2 separate regions of the Homo sapiens genome follow, and region 2 is linked to region 1. Evidence: read pairs that join two places in POLR2A ChIA-PET (ENCODE). Cell type or tissue: OCI-LY7. All regions are shown on one strand. Each heading gives the region's core, and the rest is flanking DNA. Links, peaks and the distances in the headings are about the cores only.

Evidence for each region. ChIA-PET counts read pairs that join two places held together with the same protein. Peaks named below come from ENCODE experiments on the same cell type or tissue, not always from the same donor. Only the 100,000 strongest peaks of a DNase experiment are listed, where the experiment ranks them.
Region 2: POLR2A ChIA-PET joins it to region 1 with 25 read pairs; 3 of 35 experiments call an interaction of 5 or more read pairs at or near these places.

Annotation. Positions count from the first base shown.
Region 1 is chr13:30,431,817-30,444,790 of GRCh38, forward strand. No RefSeq gene overlaps it. Among named protein-coding and RNA genes, the nearest start is that of UBE2L5, 16 kb to the left of the region's middle. In OCI-LY7, for the core only: no CTCF peak of the experiment used is centred there; DNase peaks (open chromatin) are centred at 6,655, 9,175 and 9,605; H3K4me3 peaks cover 1,473 bases; H3K27ac peaks cover 5,179 bases.
Region 2 is chr13:30,729,846-30,740,065 of GRCh38, forward strand. It overlaps ALOX5AP (arachidonate 5-lipoxygenase activating protein), which reads left to right and starts at 5,698. Exons shown (of 5, transcript NM_001629.4): 1 at 5,698-5,830. The coding sequence starts at 5,761. It overlaps LOC124903146 (a long non-coding RNA gene), which reads right to left. Exons shown (of 3, transcript XR_007063743.1): 3 at 2,677-2,892. RefSeq lists a silencer at 8,729-8,920. In OCI-LY7, for the core only: no CTCF peak of the experiment used is centred there; DNase peaks (open chromatin) are centred at 5,686, 7,746, 8,266, 8,936 and 1 weaker place; H3K4me3 peaks cover 4,273 bases; H3K27ac peaks cover 3,699 bases.

The DNA.
Region 1 (12,974 bases), core at 2,493-10,492:
TTTATTGCCAATGCCTAGGTAAAGCAATCTCAGTATTCATGTCTCAGAAACATGTCTTCAGATGCAGTTTCACCTCTCTGAAAATGAGCTCTCCTATGGGAAGGTTTGGTTACTAGTATAATTACAGGCTTCTGAGGGTGCCCTGGCTGTGTCTTTTGTCCATTCCCAACTGTTGCTCCTTCTTTAAAATATACATATGTCATGCCTCTGCCTGAACTCTTGACAGTACTGACTAGAATGCCTTTTCCTACTAGTGGACCACATGCATAAAATAGTTTCACAACACATGGTTGTTGGAAGGGCCATCTCTGATGCAGCATATATACCAGCACTTAATGTTAGCATCTCTCACCACTTAGTGAACAAATTTAGTCATAAGTCAGGCTGGGATTCTAATTTTTTTTATTATTTATTTATTTATTTTACAGGCAGGGTCTCTGTTGCCCAGGCTGGAGTGCAGTGCAGTGGCATGATCATAGCTCACTGTAACCTTGAGCTCCTGGGTTCAAATGATCCTTCTGCCTCAGCCTCCAGAGTAGCTGGGACTACAGGCATGTGCCACCATGCTGGCTAATTTCTTTTAAACATTTTTTGTAGAGACAGGGTCTCACTATATTGTCCAGGCTGGTCTCGAACTTCGGCCTCAAGTGATCATCCCGCCTCAGCCTCCCAAAGCACTAGGATTACAGATGTGAGCCACCGTGCCTACCCCAGGCTGGGATTTTAAAGACAGGCAGGCAAGGGCCTTTGTTAGAAGGAAATTGTCCAAAATTTCAGCAAGCAAACATGTGTTTTTTCTTGATGAGGACACCATACAACACACATCTCCACTAGTGCAAGACACTTGGAAATGGGCTTTACCAGCGATATGTCCAGAAGAGGTGAGGCGCTAAGACAGCTAGTTTACTGGCCTCAGTATTTCTCTTGCTCACTAGCAAGAGAAATAGGTCAACATTTCAGAATCACATAGAATTCTGAGGAATCCATGAGGTACAGAGACTCATGCCCACGTCACCCTCTAAAGTTCAAAGGATATGCCTTTACACATGGGAAGATGCTATGCAGTGACTATTAGAAAAGGTTAGAAAAATTTAAAAGGGTTTTTTGTTTTCTGTTTTTTTGTTTGGTTGATTTTTCGGACTCACCAAAGTAGCCACTAGACCATCAAGTTTGAGAGACACAACTTCATAAAACACAAATGTCTGTAATCCCAGCACGTTGAGAAGCCAAGGTGGATGGATCACTTAAGCATAGGAGTTTAAGACCAGCCTGGGCAACATAGTGAGACCCTCATCTCTACAAAAAATACAAAAAAAAGTTTGCCAACTATGGTGGCACATGCCTGTGATCCCAGCTGCTTGAGAGGCTGAAGTGAGAAGATCACTTGAGCCTGGGAGGTTGAGACTGCAGCAAACTATGATTATGCCACTATATCCCAGCCTGGATGACAGAGCAAGACCTTATCTCAAAAAAGAAAAAAAAAGAAGAAAAAAGAAAACACAAATGCCTGTTTCTGTATTAAGATACTCTTCTATTACCATGAAAAGCTTGGAGGGGCCAGGTGCGGTGGCTCATGCCTGTAATCCCAGCACTTTGGAAGTCTGAGGCGGGTGGATCACGAGGTCAGTAGTTCAAGACCAGCCTGGCCAAGATGGTGAAACCCCGTCTCTACTAAAAATACAATAATTAGCTGGACTCGGTGGTAGGCACCTGTAGTCCCAGCTACTCAGGAGGCTGAGGCAGGAGAATTACTTGAACTGGGGAGGCAGAGGTTGCAGTGAACCGAGATCGCGCCACTGCACTCCAGCCTGGGCGACAGAGCAAGACTCTGTCTCAAAAAAAAAAAAAAAAAAAAAAAAAAACAAAAAAGAAAAGCTTGGAGAACCAGAAATTTAATTTGTTTACTCTTTCATTAAGTTGTCCAACAAACTTTATTGAACACGTCCAATGACCAAAAGCTGCACTTGGGTCTGGAGATACAACTGTAAAGGGGACCTACACCCTGCCTTTGAGGAGCCTCCAACCCTTACCCCATTTTAGGCTGTGCATATGTAGTTTCAGGCTAATTTGCACAACTGGACCACCTATTTAGAACATGAGAATCAGAGACAAGTGGTTTCTTGAACTCATCAATAACCAATTATCACTAAAAAGTCTATGTTTAGATATGAGAAAGTATTCCGTGACCTATTTCATAAACCTCATTTAAAAATATACTTGGTGGCCAGGTGCAGTGGCTTACACCTGTAATCCCAGCACTTTGGGAGGCTGAGGTGGGAGGACCACTTGAGGCCAGGAGTTCAAGACCAGCCTGGACAAGATAGCAAAACCCCATCTCTAAAAAAACTAAAAAAAAAGTTAGTGAGGCATAGTGGTGCATGCCTATAGTCCCAGCTACTCAGGAGGCTAAGGCAGGAGCATCACTGGAGCCCAGGAATTTGAGGCTGCATTGAACTATGATGGCACCACTGCACTCCAGCCTAGGCAAAAGAGAAAGACCTTGTCTCTGGAAAAAAACAAAACCAAAAACCACCACCACCACCACCAACACCACCACCACCACCACCACCAACAAAAAACTCAGAAAACAAAAGTAAAACAATGGACTTTTTAATCCTAAAGTGAGGTAATATACCTGAACACCCATATATTTTTGGATATCCACAACAGCAAAGCAGAAAAGGTGAGGTGAAGGAGAGATGCTTGTGGGGGCCCCTTCTTTTCCATCATTTTAGAATCAACTTGTTTTCTCTGTATTTGAGAAGTATTTGAGGCCATCACCCCCAAGAGGCCAATCCAACTGTAATGGAGTCACACAGACTCACATGATCAGATAGACTTGGCTTGGTTGTGTTTTTTGGGTTTTTTTTGGTTGTTGTTGTTGTTTGTTTGTTTGTTTTTCAAGACTGAGTCTCGCTCTGTCACCCAGGCTGGAGTGCACTGGCACGATCTTGGCTCACTGCAACCTCCTCCTCCCAAGTTCAAGTGATTCTCTTGCCTCAGCCTCCTGAGTAGCTGGGATTACAGGCGTGAGCCACCATGCCGGCTAATTTTTCTATTTTTAGTAGAGATGGGGTTTCGCCATGTTGGCCAGGCTGGTCTCAATCTCCTGACCTCAAGTGATCCACCTGCCTCGGCCTCCCAAAGTGCCGAGATTACAGACGTGAGTCACCGTACCTGGCCAGACTTAGTTTTTATAGAAGGGTAAAAAGCCTTACAGATAATGTGGCTGGCCAGAGCCTGGATATGGAGGCAAAAGTCCAGATTTGGAATGACCCATCTGACATGTCCCCTTACTTGTTCGGGCCCCAGGTTACTCACTTGTGAAATGAAGGCATTATGCTGGATGATGTCTGAAGTCCCTTCGCACATTCCACTATTACGTGGTAACAGTGGCATTCTTAGCATGTTTTGTGACTTTAATTCATTGATTAGATATTTCATCAATGACCAAAGTTGCTTCAATGCTAAGATTAGAACAATTTTGGTGAGGCTTCAAAGTTAATAATTAATGCAAATAAATGAGCCATTTCACACCTCTGCTAGTATGCTCTCCTTTCCAACTCTCTGTACAGAAGAACAAATAATAGCAAACAGCAATGAATTAATTCACAAGCAAAGATTACTTCTGGCAATTAGGAAAGACAGACTCTTTTCTGTTTATATATACCTATTCTGTACATAAATATGTGTTCACATTTATAAATATATATATGTACCATTTTTCATTAAATACAAATATTCCCAAATAATATGATGATGCTAACACCTATAATATTTGTTGAGCACATACTGTGTGCCAAGCACTGTTGAGGACTTCATAGACATTATCAATGATTTCTTATTTTCATTTATTTCTTCTATTTCCAGTCTTAATGCCACAAATGATTTCTCAAAATATGGAGATTTGCAAAGTTTATTGTAAACATTTTATCTAGCAGGCACAACTGTTAACAGAGTGTAAGGAAATGACAATTCTTAAAAAATACTCTCAATTTATCTGAACTTTTGATCTGAACTCTCAATTTATCTGAACTTTCTGGAAAGGTATTCATTTGAGCATGTTTATCTGGGGACAGGGATTTTGTCTCCACCAAAGCTTTCCTCTTTTGGACAGAGAGAAAAAATCTTGGAGATTATGGAGGACGGGAGACATTGCCATCCCTAGAGAGATCAGAAAATTTAAAAAATCTCAGTCTGCCTCAAGGAAAATTTCCTGGCAATGAGGTTTATATTTGATAAGTTGTGATATTTGAACCACATGCTCTGGAAACAGTTATAAAATAAATTTTCACATAACTGAGACAATTTAGGTGTGGTTCTTTCAATCTGGACCGTATCAGAATTCATACTGGAACTGAAATATCTCAGAACCACTAATTTCCATCTCCTTTGTTAATGCAGAACTCCCAGAGCAGTGATGAAACACTTAATCGCATAAGGGATGTGTTTCATATTATGATGATTATAAGGCTACATGTTTTCCCAAAATGTACAAATACAATGTGGCATGTTTTCTTTACTCATATGCCTGCATATGGAAAACAGAAATAAAAATTGTTTACTTTGGTAACAACAAATGCCATTCTCTTGCTTAGTAGCTTTTGATATCCTTCAGCCAAACATGCAGCCTCTCAAAATACCAGAATCTGGCCGGGCACGGTGGCTCACGCCTGTAGTACCAGCACTTTGGGAAGCCAAGGTGGGCCAATCACCTGAGGTCAGGAGTTCCAGACCAGCCTGGCCAACATGCTGAAACCCCGTCTCTTCTAAAAAAATACAAAAATTAGCCAGGCATGGTGGTGGGCACCTGTAATCCCAGCTGCTTGGGAGGCTGAGGCCGGAGAATGGCTTGAACCTGGGAAGCAGAGGTTGCAGTGAGTGGAGATTGCACCACTGCACTCCAGCCTGGGTAAGTGAATGAGACTTCATCTCAAAAAAAAAAAAAGATACCAGAATCTGTATTAAATACAATGAGTTTCTCACTCCCAGCCTCCTTTTCCTCTTTCTTTCCTTTTTTAATGACTCCATTGTTAAATAAGAAATGGATAATGTCAGCTTTCCCAATGGCACTAGTAGTATTTGTTGCTGTTTCATAAGTAATTTAGGAAAGCAACTGAAGCATAAAGGAGCTAATTATTTATTACTGTCTTCTCCTCTACTGGGTATCACTACAATCTTTAATATTAATGTCTTTCTTACAAGTGTAGGGTTGGAAAATTGAAGTCAGTGAGTTTCATTGATAAATTAAGCAGCTATGAAATGTTATCAGGTGACTAGCTGATCCTGATTTTATCATCAAACTAAAACAGTGCTTTGCTTAATGCATGCATTATCTAAATATTTAATCTAAGTGTGTGTTGATGTATTCTTAATTGTCATAGCACCTTCTTTAAGTGAATCTCTTTTAGGGTCATAAGCAGTTTGAGCTGGTTCTCATAAGTCAAGTGCAAGCTTACCAATCAACAGTTCGACAACCAGTGTGGTACGGACAAAACAGACTGAGCCGCGACAGAACAGCAGCCTGAGTGATGATAGCTGTGCTCAGAAGCCAGCCTAGCCAGAGCTGGCAATTCAGGCAATTCACAGGATAAATCAAAAGCCACAGTCTGGGAGCCTAGAATCAGCAGAGAGGTGTCTGATGTGGATATTGTCGGAAAGCGTGTGCATTGTACAGCCAGCGTATGTCAGAAGAAACATGGTTCTAGTACGTTGCTTTTCAAACTCTACAGGGTGTAGGCAGAGATCATTAAGCAAACAGATGTCAGAAAGGACAGAAAGCTCCTTACCTGGTTCAGCTACCACCTCTCTGTAAAGAAGAGTGCATAAAACCCACACAGATAACCCACCTCTACCCACCCATAGAACATCCTCACTCTAGGAGCATGAAAATACCTAGAGGTTTTCAAGTCTCTCGACGGCCGTGTGAAAATTAGCCTAAAATCACATGTGCACAGGCTAAAGATGCAAACCATTTTCTCAAATGAGCACCACATCTTTTCAATTGTTCTGGAATTGGTGACACTACCATCATCCTCTTGATTCCTGTGGAATCTTCTTGGACCCTGACCTTAATGTCCATTTTGCCTGCCCCATGGTGACCCAGCCCCAGTGAGTGTTTTACCTCCAATGGCCGGGAAACCACAGAACACGCTGCCTAAAGCACCATTTATTTTTTATTGTTTGAGACAGGGTGTCACTGTGTTGCCCAGGCTGGAGTGCAGTGGCACGATCTCAGTTCACTGCAGCCTTCACCTCAGGCTCAAAGGATTCTCCCACCTAAGCCTCCTGAGTAGCTGGGACTATAGGCACACCACCACGCCTGGCTAATGTTTTTTTTTTTTATGTTTTGTAGAGATGAGGTTTTGGCATGTTGCTCAGGATGGTCTTGAACTTGTGGGCTCAAGCGATCAATCTGCCTTGGCCTCCCAAAGTTCTGGGACTACAGACATGAGCCACAGCACCTGGCTTTTTTTTTTTTTTTTTTTTTTTTTTTTGAGACAGGGTCTTGCTCTGTTGCCCAGGCTAGAGTACAGTGGTATGAACTCAGCTCACTACAGCCTTGAGCTCCTGGTCTCAGGCAATCTTCCCACCTCTGCCTCCCGACTACAGGTGTGAGCCACCACACCTGGCTAACTTATCACAGATATGAGCCACTGCACCTGGCCAAGCACCATTTTTGTCACTGTCAGTTTCCTGCTTGAGAAATTACAGTGGCTTCTGCATTACTTTAATAATTGTGTCCTCCTTATGACCCTTTGTAGTCTCCAAAGGCTGGGCTCCTCTTCTGTTGCTGAGCTAATCTATTTATTCTCCCCGCCTGCGCTTGGCTCATTCCTGGGCCCAAGCCTTACCACTTGCTACTCTTCCTCTAAATTTGGATTTCTTCCCCTCTCTTGTCCTCAAACCCACTGTCACTTTTGAATTTGAAGACATGTTGCTTTGCACGCCGCTCCTCTTTGGGGTACATCTGTGAGCACCTGCATGGCTAAGAGGGAGTGCTCAGTGAGAACCCAGTGAATGATGAAGGTGTATGTGAATGACGATTGGATGGGAGAGGCTGCCCAAGTGGAAAAGCGGTATTTGCTTTTCAGTACAGGAAAATTTCCGTGATATTTTTCTGGCACACAATAAAGAAAATGCTATATTGAAGCAAATTAATATATTTTAACTTTGTGTAGATGCAGTGGGAATTACTTTTTAAATGGTGTATGGAAATAAAAGAACTGGTTGAAAAGAACAATTTTTCAAATGAATGTGTCTAATGTCTCCCAACAGATAAGGAAGGGAATAGAAATTTGTGAAGAGGATCACACACCATCACTTTTACACACTCACTATGTGATTTCGCAGTAGAATTAGAAAAGTCAAATTTCATAGTCCAAATGTAGAAAATAGTAGGAATTAGGGCTGGGTGTGGTGGCTCACACCTGTAATACCAGCAATTTGGAAGGCCAAGGTGGGCGGATTGCTTGAGTCTGGGAGTTAGAGACCAGGCTGGGCAACATGGTGAAACCCTGTCTCTACAAAAAATATATAAAGTAGCTAGGTGTGGTGGCTGGCACCTGTAGTCCCAGCTACTTGGGAGGCTGAGACAGGAGAATCGCTTGAGCCTGGGAGGTCAAGCCTGCAGTGGGTGGTAATGGTGCCACTGCACTCCAGCTTGGGTGATAAAGTGAGACCCTGTCTCAAAAAAAAAAGAAAAGAAAATAGTAGGAATGGCTAATTGATGAATAGGTTAGTTCAAAAGAGAGCTCCTAACTGCCCACTGGCCGTACCCCAATTAAAGTAACTTCCAGAAATAATTCTTCTTCAAAAATACATTATCTATGCAAAGGATTCTTTATTAATAACATACATCAGGGTTTGGCAAACTATCTGTGGGCCAAATCCAGCCCGCCTCCAGTTTGGGTAACTGTAAGTTGCTTAGAGTACAGCCAGGCTCGCTCTTTTTGGATTGCCGATGGCTGCTTCCAACTACTATGGTGGAGCTGAGCAGTTGTGATAGAGACCCTACAACTCACAACACTGAAGACCTAAGTTGCAGACTGAAAATGAACCTTACAGGAAAGGTTTGCTGACCCTTGACCTACATGATCTAAGGATATAGTGCGTAATTTGTCTGGAAGTGCCATTAACTTGCTTTCTCCAGTGGGAATGTAGCATGGTTGGGTACATTAATCCTGAAATAAGTGAGAGATCCAGACCTCCTGTGTGTCCTTCCCATCAGACACTGACCTAGGGCCTGGAATCTCCCTAGCTTGCTAAGGAAGCAGTGACCTCTGGTTACCAAGTAGAGGGATCAAGTCCTCCTGGCTTTCCAGGACTGTCATGGTTTAAAAACAAAGTCTCACCTTCCGGGAAATCCCTCAGTCCTAGGCAAACCAGGATGGTTGGTCACCCTGAGATATAATGGATAGATCATAGGGCCCAGGGCAGACTAACTTGAGCTCAAATCCCACTTTTGTGACTTCACACCATGCAACCTTGGGCAAATTACTTTACCTCCCTGAACCTCAGTTATCCTGTCTATGAATTGGGACTGAATCTATTTGAGGAGTTGTAAGGATTAAAGGAGATTATGGGCCAGGCACAGTCGCTCATGTCTCTAATCCCAACACTTTGGGAGGCCAAGGTGGGAGGATCAGATCACTTGAGGCCAGGAGTTCAAGACCAGCCTGAGCAATATGGCAAGACCTTGTCTCTACAAAGAAAGGAAGAAAGGAAGAAAGAAAGAAAAAGAAAGAAAGAAAGAAAGAAAGAAAGAAAGAAAGAAAGAAAGAAAGAAAGAAAGGAAGGAAGGAAGGAAGGAAGGAAGGAAGGAAGAAAATTATGCACTGAAAGAGCTTACTTGCACATAATAGACATTGACTAAATACTAGTTCCCTTTCTACCTTTTTGACCACCATTAGCTAAAGTTTTAAAAAACTCAATCTTTAGCCAAAACTCCTTTTTTCATAAAAGGAGAAAATTAGGCCAGGCATGGTGGCTCACGCCTGTAATCCCAGCACTTTGGGAGGCCGAGGTGGGCAAATCACTTGAGGTAAGGAGTTCGAGACCAGCCTAACCAACATGGTGAAACCCCATCTCTACTAAAAATACAAAAAAATTAGCCAGGCATGGTGGCGCACACCTGTAGTCCCAGCTGGAGGCTGAGACACAAGGATCTCTTGAACTGGGAGGCGGAGCTTGCAGTGAGCCGAGATCACACCACTGCACTGCAGTCTGGATGACAGAGAAAGACTGTCTCAAAAAAAAAAAAAGAGGAAATTAAAATAACTTTTGTATGCTCCCCATGTTCTAGTGATGTCATTTTTTTGCCCCTTATAAATACATACCTAATAAACAAATAACTTATTCTGCAGTGGAGAAAATAAACCATACACATATAATTGCCCGATTACTGTTTTATATTTTAGAGTCTGGAGACAAGTGGTTGCTTCTGTTTTGTCCAACTATGGATACATCGCAGAAAGGTTTGCTCTGCTCAACTAGTTAAAGTGGCACCTGATGCCCCAGGTCCGTGGCCAGATGCAGAACTCTGGGCAACAAGGGCCAGGGCCTTTTTCTAATCTAGCATTTCATGCCTCTAACGGAAAATGTTGGCAGGAAGTTGATAGAGCCTGAGAGTGCTACCTCACTTGTGATTCATCTGATGGATCAGTGTGACCTGAAGCACTAAGTTAACCAACAGGCTCATTAATTTTTAAAAGAGGTGGTTAGTAATAAACCAATAGTGCTGTACAAATCCAATAGCAGCCTACACACCTTCAAAAGTCCCCAGAATGAGATCAAAGGACAAGGCAGCATCAGTTTCATTCCAACAATAGCATTTTGATTTAACATCCACTTTGTTGGCAAATGTGCAGGAATAAAATAATGCGTATTCCTATAGTAATTTATATTCTAAATTACACTGAAAAGCCTAGGTGGTCCCCAACAAATTCAATTTCCTTTAGACTGTAGCTATATTAGTTTGAAGAATCAAGTTTGTACTGGATGAACTGATCAAATAAATCTAAAACTATCAGCATGTTAATGGAATATCCATTACCTAAGGCCAGGCGTGGTGGCTCACACCTGTAATCCCAGCACTTTGGGAGGCTGAGGTGGGCGGATCACGAGGTCAGGAGACCAGCCTGGCCAACATGGTGAAACCCCATCTCTACTAAAAATACAAAAATTAGCCAGGCGTGGTGGTGCGTGTCTGTAATCCCAGCTACTCAGGAAGCTAAGGCAGTGAGAATCACTTGAACCTGGGAGGCAGAGGTTGCAGTAAGCTGAGATCGCGCCATTGCACTCCAGCCTGGGCAATAGAGAGAGACTCCATCTCAAAAATGAAAATAAAAATAAAAATAAAATAAATAATGCATACCTAATGTATCATAATGGTTCAAAATACCTACAATCATAGCTGGTTCCCAATGAATTTAATTTACTTGAGCTTGTGGCCATATGATTTTAAGGAATCAAACTTTTTGCTTAATTTATTAGTCAAATCAGCCAAAACTTATAAATTCAGTGAAAAAAATAGTTGTTTGGCTAATTTGAGTGGTTAATGCAGTAAAGTGAGTCAAATTATTAGCTCAAAATACATACTGCCTTAATTTGATCTAAACTATAAACATCTGCTTTGCCTTTTTGGTTAGGGTGACACCAAAAAGCATTAGTTTCCAAACTTGGCTGAGCATTAAGAATCCCCAGGAATGCTTTTAAAACTTCCAAAGCCCAAGCCACACCCAGACCAAGTCAATCAGAATCCATTGGGTGAACCCAGGCATCAATCCCCTGGATGATTCCAATGTTCAGAATTCAAGAAATTCCTTGAGATCAGGAATTCAAGACCAGCCTGGGCAACATGGCGAGATCCCATCTCAAAAAAAAAAAAAAAAAAAAAAAGAAAAAGAAAAGAAAGCAATAGCTAACGATTTATTAAGCTGTCACCAAATGCCAAGCATAATGGCAGGCATTTTCCATGGATTATTTTATTAAATTCTCACACATACCAGTGAAACCTTATAAAGTCAGTAGGATTGTTGTGCCCATTTGACAAATGGAGAAATTGAGGCACAGGAGGCTGGGTACTTGCCCAAGGATACCCATACTAGCAAGTGGTCAAGTGAGAGTCGTCACAAATGCAGTGACTCCAAAGCTTTAACTTGAATTATTTTTTAAAACCAGTGACTTAAAACTCAGTGCTTCTTTAGGTCTTTGTACTTCCTTATCTTATGTCTTGAGGGCATTGGTTTGTATCACTTTTCTTTGTTTCTTGGTTTTCTTTGTTTCTGGACGCCAAGGCCTCTCCAAATAGCACGCGAAAGCAATTTCTCATGCCCCTGGGAGAGAGGTAGGCGTGGCTTTATGGATGTGATAGGCAGAGGACTTAATATTCTGCATTAACATCTCCTTCTCTCTCAAGGGAATTTCTAGCAGACTTAAAGCACTGTAGGCAACAGAAAGGAAACCTGAAATGCAACATCCACCTGGAAGACACATACATATTTGCTGAAGCGTGTTTCAAATTTAACTGAAAAAGAAGAAGAATATAATTGTGCTTCTCATTCACTGCAAATCTTGTGATTTCATAGTCTTCAGTGTTGACCTGTCAACCTGTATGGGTTGTTTGTTTAAAAAGGTTGTATTTTTATTTTATTTTATTTTTTTAGGCAGACCACTTAAGTATCATGTGTTACTGAATACCAGCTGAATTATTTTGTTGTTGTTGTTTTGACAGTCTTGCTCTGTTGCCCAGGCTGGAGTGCAGTGGCCTGATCATAGCTCACTGCAACCTCGAACTTCTGAGCTCAAACGATCCTCCAACCTCAGCCTCCTGAGTAGCTGGGACTACAGGCGTGCACCATCATGCCCAGCTATTTTTCAAAAAAATTTTTGTAGAGATGGAGATCTGACTTTGTTGCCCAGGCTGGTCTCAAACTCCTAGCCTCAAGCAATCCTCCCACCTCAGCCTCCCAAGGTTCTGGGATGATAGGTGTGAACCATTGCATCTGGCCCACCAGCTAAATTCTTAACATTTAAACTATAAACATTACAATTTTTTGTTGCAGAACAAAAATGAAAAGAAGAAAGATGAAAATACACTACAATGTCACGGTCATTTGCACCAGTTTCCTGTGTACAGCTCTGCTGCTCTACGCTCATTTCTCAATCAGGTTTTGTCTCTCTTTTTTGCATTAAAAGCTGAGAGAGGAGCTAAAACTGCCCTGAGAAGCTCCCCCGGGACCCTGCCTGATCATCAGGGGAATGGGGCCTACCTCAGCAGTCTACTTTCTTCATTCAGCCCTATAGCCTCAGGAGAGAAGTTTGTCTCGCTCAGAGGAAGCAGTGGCCGCTCTGTCCCATACCCTGTCAGGCCATTTCCCATAGGAGACTGGACCTAGGGTGTGTGCTCAGGGTCCCAGTTTCTGCGGCGTTGAGCGGGTCCGGTACTCCTTTCCACACCAGGCTGAACCCCAAGGAAGCGAATCCATGTCCTCGTGGAAGAATAGGCCCCAAAGTGCCAAGCATCAGCCCCGTCAGTGCTGCCTGGAGAGCCGCCTGTGTCCTGCAGAACTTACACCCATGCAAGAGTGCACCCACTCAGCAAATGCGGGACACCGTCAGGAAGAACAAGACATCCTTGCTTCAGCTTCCCTCCTGTCACCTTTCCACTTCCCTTTGGGGAAGGTGTGCCTGGGTTTGCACACGGACTGGGGCCCCATCCCTGTTCCCCGCTGTGTGTGGCAGGGCAAGGGAATGCATTTTTAAATACCTTTCAGGCTAGGATTCCTTTTTTTTTTTTGATGGCATACTCTAACTCCAACATTTCTTCTGTAAGTATCACCAGTTATTTTACTAAAATCTAGATTTCCCAATCCAAGTGTTAGGAAGGTACTATGCTGCTGCTGCTTTGGGGCTTTCTGTCTGGCAACATCTATAAACAGTGCAATAGTGACTGTAGTCAGTTTCACGGTCTC
Region 2 (10,220 bases), core at 2,221-10,220, 300 kb after region 1:
GATTATAGGCATGAGCCACCGTGCCCGGCCTTAACCTTTGTTTTCTTACACAACACACTACGTGATGTTTTCCACATGCATGGGTCATTTGCTTCATTTACGTACAAATGCATAAGCAATATACTGTGTGGTGTGAGTTTGTGATGGGAAAAGGAAGAAGTTTTGCGGATACTACACTGGCTTCCTGCTATCTGTCTGTGTGAATGGCTATGGACTTTGTCTTCTATTTGTTCGCTTAGCGCAGATATGATCAGCTTACAACTTAAGATTCTAGAGAAAGAGGGTCATATCTGTAAAGCACTCTGAGCATGTGTGAAGTTTAATCAATAGCATATGAGGTTACAGCAAATTCACTATCTTTGTTTCTTCAGCTATAGAATGGCATGAGGATTCATCTCAATTTAGTTCAATTCTGTTCAGAACCATGAGCTAGCTGTTCATGGAAGGAAAGCCCACCTGATTGTGGCCAGGGAAGGAGAAACAACACTTTAACCAGGTTGATTTGGTTCTCACAGACACCATTGGCATGTGACATCTGGAACAGACCATGCCTGGTCTCTGTTCGTATCACTTACTATTCAGCTCAATATTGGTCTGAATATTCTTTAGACTGACTGAAATGAAAAGGAACTGTTGTGTAACCATCCATAATTCCAGCCTGTAGACCTGGGCTGTATCTCTATGCCCTGCCTGGCACAGACCCCACCTCCTGCTCCTTCTCCCTCACCACCAGTCAATCCTTGTCCTAATGAACAGGGAGGGCAACCCTGAATGGGGAGTGGAGGGAAGAGATGTCATGAGATGGCAACGTGCACCCTGAAGTGAGGATGAAGGCTATGTGAATGTTGTAGGCTGACAGCCGGGCATAGTGGCCCCGTTGCCATGGCGATGGAGGCATGTTGATGCGAAGTGTCTGCACAGCTCCTAGGATTTTTAACAGCAGCTGGGCAGAGCCTCGGCGTCCCTGAATTGTTGCCCCCCTGAGTCACTGCTTGGCCCCAGCTGTCCTGATCTCTGTTGACAAATGGTTGTCCTTCACAGTCAAACTACTAACAGTACTCTAATTAATGAATGTGCTAATTATTCTTGCCTACTCCCAGCATATTTGTCTAACTAACCTGTCACACACAGATCAGTGCAGCATATGCATAATTACGGAGAGCGCTGGGAGCAGGGGATGGGTGGGAGAGGGGTGGGCTCGCAGCCCTGTCGCTGTGGGATATTTCTTGTAAAGTTACCTTTGCTAACGGTCAGATGTCGTGGGGATATGTTATTTCCCGTGAAGTGTATATGTCTTCCTTTCTTTCCTTTCTAAGAATCTCTCTTCAGGGCTGAGGGGCCATTGCTCAGTGCTTTAGCCTGTGAGGGGATTGCCAGGTACAAATGCAGAAGGACCAGGGAGCCCAGGTTCTGAAGACGATTCCGGTAGCAGCACGTAGGGTGATTAAAACTCCAGACTTTAAAGCCAGACCGGCCTGGGCTTGAACCCTTGTTCTGCTCCTTGCTATGTGGGTCTTTGCCTTGACCACATTTTTTTTTTTTTTTTAAGACAGGATCTCCCTCTCTTGCCCAGGCTGTAATGCAGTGTTGCGATCACAGCTCACTGAAGCCTCCATCTCTACAGCCTCAAGCGATCCTCCTGCCTCAGCCCCGAGTAGCTGGGACTACAGGTCTGTGCCACCACGTCCAGCTAATTTACTTTTGTAGAGTTGGGGGTCTTGCTATGTTGCCCAGGCTGTTCTCCAACTCCTGGACTCAAGCCATCCTCTAGCCTCGGCCTTCCAAAGTGCTGGGACTATAGGCGTGAGCCACGGTGCCAGGCCCTTGACCACATTTTTAACCCCTCTGAACCTCAGTTTCACTTTCTGGGCAATGGGAGGGGGGTAATTTGTCCCTCAGAGGGTTGCACTGAGGGGCAAATGTGAGGCTCTGGGTACAATGCCCAGTACAGACTAGGTCCCCACGACACAGCCGCTCAGCGGCTCCGGATTCTGGGCTGCTCTGGACTGCGGCCAGGCGGTCTTCTGCGGGAATCCGGGCAGGCAGGGCGGGCTGCGCTCCCCTCCCCGGCTCTCCCGGTGCCCCTTGTCTTTTTGTTCTGTCTCAGCAGCTCTCTATTAAGATGAATGGCATTTCCAAAGGCTTCACCTCTGATAAGTGTTCCTCTGCAGCTGCAGCCAGAATCTTAATGTGCGCGCTGTAATTTAATGGCCGTCTCGGCTATTAACACGCTCTTCTCGGGTGAAGTGGACTCCCTCCATCCCCGGGCCTCTGCACGTGCTCTGCGCGCTGGCTGGGGGTGACTCCAAGGAGCTCAGAGCGGGGTGCCCGGCACCTCTCGCCAGGCGCCTTTCGACCTTCTAAAGCGCGAATGGCTGGACTTTTCTCCCATGTGTGGGGCCCCAGAAGGTGTGGGGCCCCAGAAGGTGTGGGGTCCCTGCGTTCCACGGAGCCCGGAAGGTTTCCAGTGATGGTGGGGGCTGACCACGTTGGTCCCCGTGGGTGCTGTTTTCATGTGCCGGCAGATTGGGATGAGTTTAAAAGACAGAAGCGTGTAGGATAGAGAAACTTCTTTAAAAACTGGAAATTTTAATCTGGGGATTATAACTATTGGACAGTCAAGTGCAAGAGTGAATACACTTCTCACTCCCTCCTCCCAATTTTTATTTGCGGGATTAGTCAGTCCCCCTCTGCCACATGATAATTGTGAGAACTACCAGGGTCTTCATTCTCCTGCCATCTGGTTGACCTCTCCAAGAATGGACACCCGGGCAGCCTGGGCCAATGAGGCTGTCCTAAGAGTTTAGATGAGAGAAGTCAGTCTTTGACAGGTGATGGAAGCTGTAAAATGTAAAACTCCACAGTTGGTGAAGATGTCTCCAGGAAACAGGTCTGCAGAGAGAATACGTTTGACATGCTAAGAGAAGCTGAGAGAGAGCGAGAGGAGAGATTGGAAGAAAGACAGAGACAGAGGTAGAGAGAAGGGAAAGAGAGAGAGAAAGGGACAGAAGAGAGAGAAAAAAGAGGGGGCCGGGCGCGGTGGCTCACGCCTGTAATCTCAGCACTTTGGGAGGCCGAGGCGGGCAGATCACGAGGTCAGGAGATCGAGACCATCCCGGCTAACACGGTGAAACCCCCGTCTCTACTAAAAAATATAAAAAAAATTAGCCAGGCGTGGTGGTGGGTGCCTGTAGTCCCAGCTACTGAGGAGGCTGAGACAGGAGAATGGCGTGAACCCGGGAGGCAGAGCTTGCAGTGAGCTGAGATCGCGCCACTGCACTCCAGCCTGGGCAACAGAGCAAGACTCCGTCTCAAAAAAAAAAAAAAAAAAGAGAGGAAGGGCGGGAGAGAGAGAGAGAGAAAGCTCTCTAGCTCCAAGGCCTAACCACATCTCTGTTCTTTTCAACTTCAGCTGTCAGATTTTTAGACTCTTTGAGTGAATAAATTCTCCTTTTTGCTTAAACTAGTTTGAGCTAAGTTTCTATTGCTTGCAACTGGAATACTTTGTAAGAGGACTGGCCTTCATTTCTGATGCATTGTCACTAAGATGTAAGTGTTAGAAGAGCTAACGCTTTATGGGGTTCAAACTCCTTGGCTACCAAAACCTAAACATCCCCTGAAACTTACCAAACTGCAGGTATGAATTGGATCTCACTAAGGTGAATATACAAATCTTGCAAGTGCTGAGCCCTAACCAATCTTGTAATAACTCTGTGGTAGTTAATTTTATGTCAAATTGATTGAGCTAAAAAATGCCCAGGTAGCTGGTAAAATGTTTTTTTCTGGGTGTGTTAGGGAGGGTGTTTCTGAAAGAGATCAGCACTGGAATCAGCGGACTAAGTAAAGAATTCCCACCCTCACCAATATGGTGGGTGTCATCAATCCACTGAGGGCCTGAATAGAACAAAAAGCGGGCAGAAGGGCAAATTCCCTCTTCTTCTTGAGCTGGGCCATCCATCTTCTCCTGCCCTTGGACACTGGAGCCCCTTGTTCTCCAGCTTTTGGATTCAGACTGGGTCTTGCACCATTGCCCTCCATCTTCTCCTGCCCTTGGACACTGGAGCCCCTTGTTCTCCAGCTTTTGGATTCAGACTGGGTCTTGCACCATTGCCCTCCTTGATGCTCAGGCCTTTGAATGCAGACTGGTCTCCACCAGCAGCTTTTCTGAGTCTCCAGCTTGCAGATGGCAAACCATGAAACTTCATGGTGTCCATGAGCATGTGAACCAATTTCTATTATAAATCTGCAATATATATATATGAGGAGACTTATTTATATATTGGTTCAGTTTCTCTGGAGAGCCTTGGCTAATATAAAGTCTATACTCTACAAAGTGCCCTAGGTACTCAGGGAGTACCCAAGTGTGTCATGACCAGCCCGACAGCCCTGGCTGCTGGCTTCCCCGCACACAACTCTGCACGCTGCCTTCATCAGCCTTTCTCTCTCAGCTGAACCGAGGGCATTGAAGCGGGCCTCTGGCACTGTACCTATGAGGGAGCAATATCTTCCCCTACACTGACCTCTTCCGTGCCGAGATGCAGCCCTCCCTGCTGCCACTAGTTACAGTGGTCCATGTTCCCTTTCAAAGTGAAGTTTTGATAAAAGCACCTCTTAACCAATGCCAAATAGCTAAGTCTGGGACAAAGATTGCAGGTATTTTGCATTTTCCATGTAACCTCAGAGGGATTGCCATTCACACTGATCTGAGCTGCAGAATACCAGGCAGCCACCTCACCCACCCAGCAGGTCCACTCTTATACTTTCTCAGAAAGCACAGCCACTCTACTCTTATTCAGTTGAAAAGAATTTCCAGGAAGGTGTTTCTGCGATTGCCTCAGAAAAGTCAGTTCCCTTTGGGAATTTCCCTTAGGGATCATCTGTAACTCCATTTCTGCCTTTTACCTGAATTCTTTGGTTTGGTTTGAATTCTTTGGTTTAATTTATGAATTCCCTTTATTACTTTTCTCTGAAGAAATGGAGATATCAGCTGTCCCTCCCCACTGCCATTTATTCCTTCCTTCATTCAAACCTTATGTGGCTGCTACTTACCGTGTGTTAAGTGTTCACTTTTTTTCTTGGAATTCAAAAAAAGAAGGACAGTATTTGGGGCACAGATCTTTTGGTGTTCTATACATTTTTTTAAAGTTTCATTTTACATTTGTGTGTGCGTGTGTGTGTGTGTGTGAGACAGTCTTGCTCTGTTGCCCAGGCTGGAGTGCAGTGGCATAATCATTGGCTCACTGTAGCCTCAAAGTCCTGGGCCCAAGCAATCTTCCCACCTCAGCCACCCAAAATGCTGGGGTTACAGGTTTATGCCACTCTGTCTGACCTGAAAGTTTTGGGTTTACTTTCCCTTCTTTCTCTTTGCTGAAGTCAGAGATGATGGCAGCTTCCAGATTCTCTGGTGCCTGTGCTGGGCTCGTGCTGGTCATGGTCTTGGGTCCAGGATTCATTCTGGAGACTCTCAGGGAAGTTTCCCATGACAAGGAAATGTAGGAGAGTGTGCTGGCTTTGCGTGCTCCTCTGCCAAGCCCTGCTTCTCCTGGTGGGACACACTGAACCACAGCCAGGGCATTTTGGTGGTTAGTTAAAAAAAAAAAAAAAAAAAAAAAAAGGAAGAAGAAGGCACTGTGTAATTGTGCCGGGGATCTTCAGAAATTGTAATGATGAAAGAGTGCAAGCTCTCACTTCCCCTTCCTGTACAGGGCAGGTTGTGCAGCTGGAGGCAGAGCAGTCCTCTCTGGGGAGCCTGAAGCAAACATGGATCAAGAAACTGTAGGCAATGTTGTCCTGTTGGCCATCGTCACCCTCATCAGCGTGGTCCAGAATGGTAAGGAAAGCCCTTCACTCAGGGAAGAACAGAAGGGGAGATTTTCTTTGATGGTTGTTTGGAAGTCAGGCTTAAACAATTGTGTCTGTGTGTGCGCATGCACAAACACTTTTACCTTATCTTTATTTTCTTCTTTTTATTTGAATGTATAGGGTTGTGTGTATTTCTGTGTAAATTTGGGGTTTTCCTCCTCTTAGTCTTTCACTTTTGTGGTGATTACCAGTCCCATTTTTAGAGCCAGGGCTGCAACTTGAAGGTTTTGCTAAAACCCTCACCGAAGTGTCTATGATCAGCATTTTAACTATTAATTAATGTGGCCAGGCAAGGGGTGGAAGGTGAGAAGACTAGAAAGGGAACATGATATACACATTTACTCAGATACTGGGCTTTTCTAACATCTGCAGTGCAATTGAAGTTACCAGTCATCTGCAGTCTAAAAAGAAAGTGATTTTGGGAGGTGCGTAGAAAAAATCATCTTATTATTTTTCCTCTATATTACTTTTTTCTTTTTTTCTCCTGAAGAAACTTTTTTTTTTGGTGATACCTTCTTTTTCTCTAGCACGTATAATTTTGGAAGCATTTTTCATATGCAGTGTATACTTCAGAAAGAGAGAGAGAGAGAGGAAAATTGTCCTGTTCAGCGTTTGCATTTCCATTATTCCTGCTATTAGTTAAAAACAACAACAACAACAAAAAACAAGCAGGATACCTAGATCTGGAAAAGGGAGAATTGTGTAGAGCTGTCTTCCTAAAGTTCTGAGTTAGGGCTGCCTCAGACCACTTTCATAACTATCTCCAGTGGCTTTGTGTTTTATATTTATTAAGATAGAGAAAAAAAGAGTAATTACTAAGGGCAGCTGCTGTAGCTTTATGGTGATTACTGAACATTGACATGCTGTCACGTTTTTGGAACTTTGAGTATTTAATCACTTTGGGATATTCTATTTTCCCCCATCTTGAGTGTGGACAGATGCTGGTGATGTAGCCTTCTGGGCACAGAGCAAGCCTCCCCCTCAGCCTCTGCACCAGAAAGGCTCAGCTTCACACACTCCAAGTATGTTTTCTACAAGAACTACACTTTGTGGCTTTCTGACCCAAACATTTTTATACTAAATTACACACAACAAAGTTGTAGCTCAGAGAGGGAACAAATGGCTTATTTAGGCCACCATTTTCTTGAGCCATTATGATTTCACACAGGGCTCCCTTGGCCCTGTAAATTGGCAAGGATTCCATTATTCAACCCGCATACATGTACAGAGACCCTGCTCTGGCCCAGATAGTATTCTGGGTACAGGCGGATAGAGCAGGAAACAAAACAGCTACAGTGATGGACAGGTCAGCCTGCAGCAATGCCTGCAGTCTCTGCAAAGGTAGCTGTATGGGTGGGCAGGTGGCTAGCACTTATTCAGCTCTGGAAGGATCTCCCCTCTGGCCTCTCCCCTGACACCCATCAATAAAACTGAGGAGCATCGGTGGACAGGGGACCTTGTGCCCCCTCCCTGCCTGTGCAGTTGGGGCTGAACCCAGCTACGAAGTTTGAGCTCACTCTCTCCAGCTCCCTCTCAATTCAGAGCTGAACTGTGGGAAGCTTCAGAGCTCTCTGTTTCAAGGACAGGTTCTCCTCACCTCTCCTAATGGAGGTGCACCAGGGAACTGGCCCTGCTCTGCCCAGGGCTTTCTCCTGGACTTTGCCATCATGGTCTAGCAAACCCTGTTCAGATTGAGGTGAGTGGTGAGATTTCGAATTCTTTTTGACAGATAGGATTAAGTCTTCTTCTGTGGGACAAGTGGGAGGTAGAGGTAAGATTAAAGATGGCCAAATGTCTGAGTCCTGACAGCCACAATATGGAGATCTAGACTTTTTACAGACCACAGGGCACAGGGGCCTCACTAACAGAGTTCCCGGAAGTGATGAGTGTGCTGGGGGCTTCCTGGTTGAAGAGACACTAGAATGGACCAGCTGGGAGCTAATTTTTTGGGCTGGAGTGTGATGGCCTGCACATCACTGCCTCTGTCCCTCCATTGTCACAGCTGCCCCTTAGGAGCCAGCTGAGGCAATTTGTGGTCAGAGTGACTTTGCACAGTTGTCCTGCCTGTGTTCAGGAAGGGAGTTTCTGTGGTCCCTTTGAAACCACAGAAGAGCCCCTCGTATAGCTCTCAATGGAGGGGGCAAAACATTCAAATAACTCAGGAGATAACACAACTATTTGTTTTTAACTGTGAGTTTTTAGGCAATCACAAAGATCCAGATGTATGTCCAAGCCTCTCTTTGCAATTCTAATTAACCTCAATGTTGCAACCATAGACCTACCTTACAGAGTTCAAAAAAATATGCAAAAACCCTGCCTTTCTTCTTCCTCATACCCCAAAATGCCATTCTGAACATTTCCTGTTAGTTAAAAAAAGATTTCCATGGTGTTACCAGGCACTGTACACAGTCTGTGTCCCAAGACAAGGAGGTACAGTTCCACATGCGCCCATGACTGGGTTGGGCTCTGCACTCTCTCTATACTTTGAGAGCCTGATTTTCTGTGATTGGGCAGAGCTGGCCCACCTGGTGCAATGTCCTCCTCTGCCTTTCAAACATGTTTTAGTCATCAAGATCTTCAAATTTGTAACCCTTTCCAGCTTGATCCAGCAGAATGCAGATTTGGAAAAACAGAACGAGTTTAAAATACATGATTCTAAGAAACCTGGACCAGAACTATCAAAACTTGGTTTCCCAGAGAATATAGCAAATGGGCTCATTGGCCAATACTATGACATTGGCTTTTGAGAAAAGAAAGGCTTTATTGCAAGGCTGGCCAGCAAGGAGACAGGAGTTGGGCTCAAATCTGTCTCCCCAGTTTGGGGCTTAGGGCAAGTTTTAATTACACAGACGCATTTCTTATGAGTAGCAGGCAGAGAGCCTCCAACTTCTTCTGCCTAGGTACCAGCAGCTTAGACATGATGCAAACCTGGGAAGCACATACTGTATTTGGAGAAAGTGATTGGGAAGAAATGTGAGCTGAGGGGAGGGGCTCAGTGCCCCTGAGCTACACTTAGTGATGGCAGAGGAAGGATGTCCTCCCGCAGGAGGCTGTTCCACATCTGCTCTGGTTGTAGGGGGAGCTGGCAGGCATTAGCAGCGGCCTCTTTCCCCCAAGAGAGGCAGCCTCCTCCAAGTTTTGGCGACATTATGGCCCTGCAATCATAAGGGTTTGTGAGCATAGTGCTAAGGAGGGAAATGGAGCTGCTGTTACTAGTTCCACCCCAACACACACACACACACTCACAAGAAACCTCACAAGCACCGTATTGGAAGACTTTGCCATCCAACCTGGGATTTGACAGGCTCTAGAAGCAGAATCATAGACTCATGAAGTTCCCCCAAAGCAGGAATCTTCCTTACAGTAACCCCCAACCACCCCCCTCCACCGCCTCCACCGGCTGCTTCTTCCTGAACACTGCAGTGTTTGGAAAACTCACAAACTTCCAAGCTTGCCTTTCCTATTGTTGCATGGATTGAAAGCTTGCGTTGTGTGAAGAATGGCGCTTCCTGCTGTGCTTAGTTTTATCTCATATAATCTTTGCACCATTTAATCCTTGCACTCACCCACTCATGCAACTGCCTTTGCAGAGACTGGAGGGGCCGCTGTAGGCTGACCTTTCCTTCACTGTACCTATTTTGTTCCCTGCTTTATTCCCCTGCACCCAGGACACTGCCTGGCACAAAGACAGGTCTTTATAAGTGTATGCAAGTGAATAAAGATATATATATTATTATTGTTATTTTTGAGACAGTTTCACTCTGTCACCCAGGCTGGAGTGCAGTAGCGCAATCTCAGCTGACTGCAACCTCTGCCTCCCAGGCTCAAGTGATTCTCATGTCTCAGCCTCCTGAGTAGCTAGGACTACAAGCATGTGCCACCACGCCCAGCTAATTTTTGTATTTTTAGTAAGGACAGGGTTTCACCATGTTGGCCAGGTTGGCCTCCAACTCCTGACCTCAAGTCATCCTCCTGCCTCGACCTCCCAAAGTGCTGGGATTACAGGCATGAAACCAGCCTAGAAATACATACTATTATTTATTCTTGTTTTACAGATAAGCAAAGTGAGTCATGGAGAATTTGGTTGAAAGTCCCAAGGTCAGGAGTCGTGAAGCTGGGATTAAAACCTAATCATCTGACTTTAGAGAGTAGACACTTGCTCCATGCATATTGCCTCCAATTCATTCATTCAAGCACTCCCTGCTCAAGAAGTTCTTTCTTATGTTGAGCTGAAATCTGCAGCCCTATGCGTTTTACCCAGCAGTCCTGGTGCTGTTCCCTAAAATCACTTAGACTGTGCCTGCTCTTTCTGTGTTTACAGTGTCAGCTGTAATATCCCCCTCTTCGGCCTAACGTTT